2 separate regions of the Homo sapiens genome follow, and region 2 is linked to region 1. Evidence: chromatin contacts called from ENCODE Hi-C or POLR2A ChIA-PET data. All regions are on one chromosome and are shown on one strand. Each heading gives the region's core, a stretch centred on a gene start or an enhancer-like site at or near the end of the contact. The rest is flanking DNA. Distances are from core to core; before and after follow the strand shown. Region 1 has its middle 25 kb from the start of SLC25A19. Region 2 overlaps GRB2 (growth factor receptor bound protein 2).

What was found. A loop is a pair of places that touch in the nucleus more often than their neighbours do. ChIA-PET counts read pairs that join two places held with the same protein, here RNA polymerase II (POLR2A). Pooled maps may share reads with other maps.
Region 2: a loop to region 1 is called in a map of HepG2, with 17 times the contacts of the local background. The contact joins two enhancer-like sites. A Hi-C loop is called at or near these places in 10 of 168 maps with a recorded cell type or tissue (B cell, CD4-positive, alpha-beta T cell, HepG2 and 7 more), 26 of 37 single-sample maps with no recorded cell type and 17 of 50 pooled maps. POLR2A ChIA-PET finds 5 or more read pairs at or near these places in 34 of 52 experiments (A673, AG04449, B cell and 29 more).

What each region holds. Positions count from the first base shown.
Region 1 is chr17:75,312,707-75,315,410 of GRCh38, reverse strand. No RefSeq gene overlaps it. Among named protein-coding and RNA genes, the nearest start is that of SLC25A19, 25 kb to the right of the region's middle. Within about 2 kb of position 1,391, at least 16 of the 41 ENCODE cell types and tissues checked have a DNase peak (open chromatin) inside an H3K27ac peak, as active enhancers do; they include B cell and OCI-LY7, where a contact is called at or near this core.
Region 2 is chr17:75,351,091-75,353,794 of GRCh38, reverse strand. The region is part of intron 2 of GRB2 (growth factor receptor bound protein 2); the gene reads left to right. Among named protein-coding and RNA genes, the nearest start is that of GRB2, 53 kb to the left of the region's middle. RefSeq lists enhancers at 1,361-1,520, 2,476-2,704 and a silencer at 1,379-1,707. Within about 2 kb of position 1,399, at least 7 of the 41 ENCODE cell types and tissues checked have a DNase peak (open chromatin) inside an H3K27ac peak, as active enhancers do; they include B cell and OCI-LY7, where a contact is called at or near this core.

The DNA.
Region 1 (2,704 bases), core at 142-2,641:
CCACCTCCCGGGTTCAAGTGATTCTCCTGCCTCACCCTCCTAAGTAGCTGGGATAACCAGCTCCTGCCACCACGCCCAGCTAATTTTTGTACCTGGGGTCAGGAGTTCAAGACCAGCCTGGCCAACGTGGTGAAACCCTGTCTCTACTAAAAATACAAAAATTAGGTGGGCGTGGTGGCGGGCACCTGTAATCACAGCTACTCGGCAGGCTGAGTCAGGAGAATCGCTTGAACCCGGGAGGCAGAGGTTGCAGTGAGCCGAGATCGCGCCATCACACTCCAGCCTGGGCGACAGAGTGAGACTCCGTCTCAAAAAAAAAAGAGTACAATTCTGTGTGCCAACAGCACTGATAGATCAATATTACATGTTAGTGATATTGATTAAGCCACTTACTGCTTAGTGCATTCCAAACACTACTTTTAAAACTAACACTAAAAGCCATACTATACCCCGTCCAAAAAAGAAATCACTAAGACGTATTTTAAGTCTCAACTCTGGCCCACCCAAGAGCAACACTGGTCTTAGGTCTCCAAGGACAGCCTTCTTTTTTTCTTTTTTCTTTTTTTTTTTTCAGTTGGAGTCTGGCTCTGTTGCTGGAGTACAGTGGCGCCATCTCAGCTCATTGCAACCTCCGCTTCCTGGGTGCAAGCGATTCTGCTGCCTCAGCTTCCCGAATAGCTCGGACTACAGGCGCCCGCCACCACACCCAGCTAATTTTTGTATTTTTAGTAGAGATGGGGTTTCACCATGTTGGCCACGATGGTCTTGATCTCCTGACCTCGTGATCTGCCCACCTTGGCCTCTAAAGTGCTGGGATTACAGGCGTGAGCCACCAGGCCCTGCCCCAGCCTTTTTTTTTTTTAACATTCCTGGATTCGGGTTGAGAAAGCACAGCTATTGCAGCCATTCTCTGAGTGTGAGTCGTGGCGTCAGCAGTGTTGGCCTCCAAAATAGCAGCTGCCAGGTCCTGAGGGCTCGCCTCGTGCTGCAGGCCTGTGCAAGGGCCCGAGCCTGGGGTGAAAGGGTGGATGTTTGCCTCCTGCTGTAACCCCACCCCTCATCCTGCGCTGTGCTAGGGAAGCAAGGGGCGAGGGTGTACCCTTTTTCATTTACTCTGTTACACATGTGTTGCCCACACCTGTAGGGATTGATGGTGAACGTCATTCCTGGGGCGTGTGGAATTGGAGGCAATTATCTCCCCTCTAACTGGAGGCTGAGGAGGGCCCCCGTGTCTTCTCACACCATCAACCACCGCTTTCCATTCCTGCACGGTGGCATTGCTGCCCTGAGTCACCCTGAAACTGGAAACTGCCCCACTGGAGCCTTCTGTCCTTGACACAGACGCACTCTTCAGTCCTGATCCTTGTATTATGCAAGCCCTTGCATGAGAGAGACTCAAAGAGGAAATGTAGACAGCACAGGCTCAAAGGGAGGCTTGGAGGCAGATGGGACTTGCCCTGGGGATTGGGTGAAATGAGTTTGGACAGTTACTAATAGGACAGTAGACACCCAGAGCAGGTGGTCTAGTAGAGGCGTGGCGGTGTTAGCGAGCACCTGCCTGGACATGGCTTGAGGGAGCCTGAGTAGCCTCCTGCAACGAGGAAGAAAGAGCCCAGGTGGGGTTTGTGGGGGACTCGAATGCAGGCTGAGCGATGCCCATTCTGCCTGTTGACACAGGAGGCTTCTGTAGCTTTTTTTTTTTTTTTTTTTTTTAAACAGAGTCTCACTCACCCAGGCTGGAGTGCCGTGGCACGATCTCAGCTCACTGCAACCTCTGCCTCTTGGGCTCAAGCAATTCTCCTTCCTCAGCCTCTCCAGTAGCTGGGATTACAGGTGTGCACCACCATGCCCAGCTAATTTTTGTATTTTTAGTAGAGATGGGGTTTTGCCATGTTGGCCAGGCTGATCTCAAACTCCCGACCTCAGGTGATCCACCCGCCCCAGCCTCCCAAAGTGCTGGGATTACAGGTGTGAGCCACCATGCCTGGCTGCTTCTGTAGCTCTTATAGATCAGCGGTACGATGAAAGATAAGTTTTAGGAACATCTGACTTGCAGTGGTGCGGAGACCAGAATCCGGATAGCCTGGAAGAGGCTAGGGTCGTGTTAGCTGAGTGAAGTCAGGCTCTGCAGCAGAGTGTGCGCAGTGCTCACCTGGCTCTCTCCCGACCAGTTGTCTGGACCATGTGCCCAACCTCCCTGCAGTTCCAAGCAGCCATGTGCTCCAGTCCTGACGTGTGTGGTGTGTTTGGGGCCTTGTGGCCTCCCCACTTTGTTGCTTCTCTTGCCTGTGGGTGGATGCAGGAGAGCCAGCAGAAGACCCAGAGCACCTGCTAGATTTGGAACATGTCTGGGGCGGGGCACAGTGGCTCATGCCTGTAATCCCAGCACTTTGGGAGGATCACTTTAGCCCAAGAGATTGAGAACAGTCTGGCAATATAGTGAGACCCTGTCTCTACAAAAAATTAGACAGACTCAGTGGTGTGCTCCTGTAGTCCCAGCTACTCAAAGAGGCTGAGGCAGGAGGATTGCCTGAGTCTGGAAGGTCGAGGCTACAGTGAGCCATGATTCTGCCACTGCACTCCAGCCTGGGCAGCAGAGACCGAGACCTCGTCTCAAAAAAATGAAACAAATATCAGCTGTGTTGCATCACTGACGGGGGGAGGAGGGTTGTCTGTTACAGCAGCCACACTGCCTATCCAGGGA
Region 2 (2,704 bases), core at 150-2,649, 38 kb before region 1:
AGTGCTGGGATTACAGGCATGAGCCACTGTACCTGGCCAGAATTTTTTTTGTTGTTGCCCAGGCTGGAGTGCAGTGGCGCAGTCTCGGCTCACTGCAACCTCTGCCTCCCAGGTTCAAGCGATTCTCCTGCCTCAGCCTCCTGAGTAGCTGGGATTACAGGCATGTGCCACCACACCTGGCGAATTTTTGTGTTTTTAGTAGAGGCGGGGTTTCACCGTGTTGTCAGGCTGGTCTTGAACCCCTGACCTCATGATCTGCCTGCCTTGGCCTCCCAAAGTGCTGGAATTACAGGTGTGAGCCACCGCGCCCGGTAAAAATGGTTTTTTTTTTAAGGGCATAGAAACTCGAGGAAATACAGAAGCCCAACCAGTAAAGGAAGTACAGTTGACCCTTGAGCAACAGAGGTTTGAGCTGCATGGTTCCGCTTATACACGGATTTTTTTCAGTCTACATGTGTGTCAAAAAGACAGTATTCACAGGATGCACAGCCCACTTACGCAGAGGGCCAACTGTGGGACTTGAGTATGCACAGATTTGGGTATATGCAGGGGTCCTGGAACCAGTCCCCCATGAATACAAGGTACAACTGTGTCTTTTTTTTTTTTTTTTGAGACGGAGTCTTGCTCTGTCGCCCAGGCTGAAGTGCAGTGGCGCGATCTCGGCTCACTGCAAGCTCCGCCTCCCGGGTTCACGCCATTCTCCTGCCTCAGCCTCCCGAGTAGCTGGGACTACAGGTGCCCGCCAGCACGCCCAGCTAATTTTTTGTATTTTTAGTAGAGACAGGGTTTCACTATGTTAGCCAGGATGGTCTCGATCTCCTGACCTTCTGATCCACCCACCTCGGCCTCCCAAAGTGCTGGGATTACAGGCGTGAGCCACTGTGCCTGGCCAACTATGTCTTTTAAAAAAAAAAAAAAAACAAGTTAACTTTTTCTCCCAGAGAACGGTCTTGTGAGCTTGATGATGAAAATTCAACTAGAGAAAACTGGAAATTTTGGTGCTAGTCAGTTCAGAGTTGATAGCCTTAATCATTATTGATTTATTATACATAGACATCCGTGACATTAAAACACTTTTACTGCATAGAGGGGATCATAAAGGCTGAGTGATACCAGGCTGTAGCTGCAAACAGTAGGGATATCTTAGTTGTCACATAATATGTCTGATCGCTTTTCTCCTTTGGGAAACTACTTGTCATTGTGAGCAGGAGAATGAACCGTTTATGCCTGGTCACCCTTCCATTTCCAGGGAGCGTGGATGTTCTGTTGGTACTGGGGCCTGACCCAGAATCATGGGATTGTACACACATTTCTCCTTTAAGCACAACATGAAATCAGGAAGTTGTTCTTGTAACTTGGAGTTGCGGGTCTGACAAGCCTGTTGTTTGCGTTAATACATCCTATCATTTAGCCGTCTTAGTCCCTCTCTTCTCTGCAGGTTGTGACAGTTCTGTGGGACAAAAGTGCTGATTTTTCACATGGAGCAGCGTGTAGGTGCTTAGAGAAAGAACTAGAGGCGGAGCAAGGCTGAGCTTGTCTCTTCATGATGGTGCCTGCCAAGAGCAGGGGCTGTGCTGCGGCTGCCCTGCCCCCCAGCCCTCCCAGTGAACCTGAACCTGCTCCTCCTGAGCTGTGTAGCTGCCTGAAGGAGGCCAGGACCTGGGTAATTAATTACTAGAGAAGCCTCTGGTCTAGCAGCAAAAGGAGGTAGTTAATTTAGCCTGCCTGTTAACAATAGTTATATTTGTCTCCGATTCCATTAGAGATGCTTAGGAAAAGGTTTTTATATCCTGAACCCTGATGTCCATTTTCTTAATGCAAAGGCCTGTACTTGGGGTCTTGTAAGCCCCCTAATGTCACTCTTTGAAGTGAAGTAACTATACGTGATAAGTGAATAAAATGTGTCAGAGTGTACTACTTAGAATTTTCATAGATTGTAAAGATTTTCTATATATTTATTTGAATTGGTAATTGGTTATGAGCAGTTTGGTGTAGCTGTTTTTAATTGTACAACAATTAAGATATCACCTATATTCTCGAAGAATGGGATCATTCCTTCTAGGTGAGGGATTATCCCTTTAATATATTTTCTTTCTCTTTGTCTTTGTTTATGGTGGAGAATAATTAAACTTTTTTTTTTTTGGAGGTAGGTCTTGCTCTGTCACCCAGATTGGGGTGCAGTGGCATGATCATAACTTACTGCAGCCTCAGCCTTCCAGGCTCAACTGATCCTCCCACTGTAGTCTCAGAGTAGCTGGGACTACAGCCGCACACCACTATACCCAGCTAACTTTTTTGTTCTATTTTTTGTAGAGACAGGTCTTGGCTATATCCCTCAGCCTAGTCTTGATCTCCTGGGTTCAAGTGATTCTTCCGCCTCAGCCTCTCAAAGTGCTAGATTACAGGTGTCAGCCACCAGCACTTGGCCGTCTTCCTCTAATTTTTAATTTTTTCACTTTGAGAAGCCTATGATATGACATGGAATTTGATGTCTCATCCTGTGTGGTCCTGTGCACCCTGTTCCTACAGAAGTACAGAGGGAATCTTTTGAGAGGGAGGGATAAACTTAGATTCTTAAAAATAATGCATGTGGGTTTTTCAGTGTTCATTTTAGATTCTCTTCAAAACAGTCAGAAGCCCCCTACCCTAATCTCAATTCCTGTCTGCTCCCTCCTGGCTCCCTGCAGTAACCCCTTCTCCACCT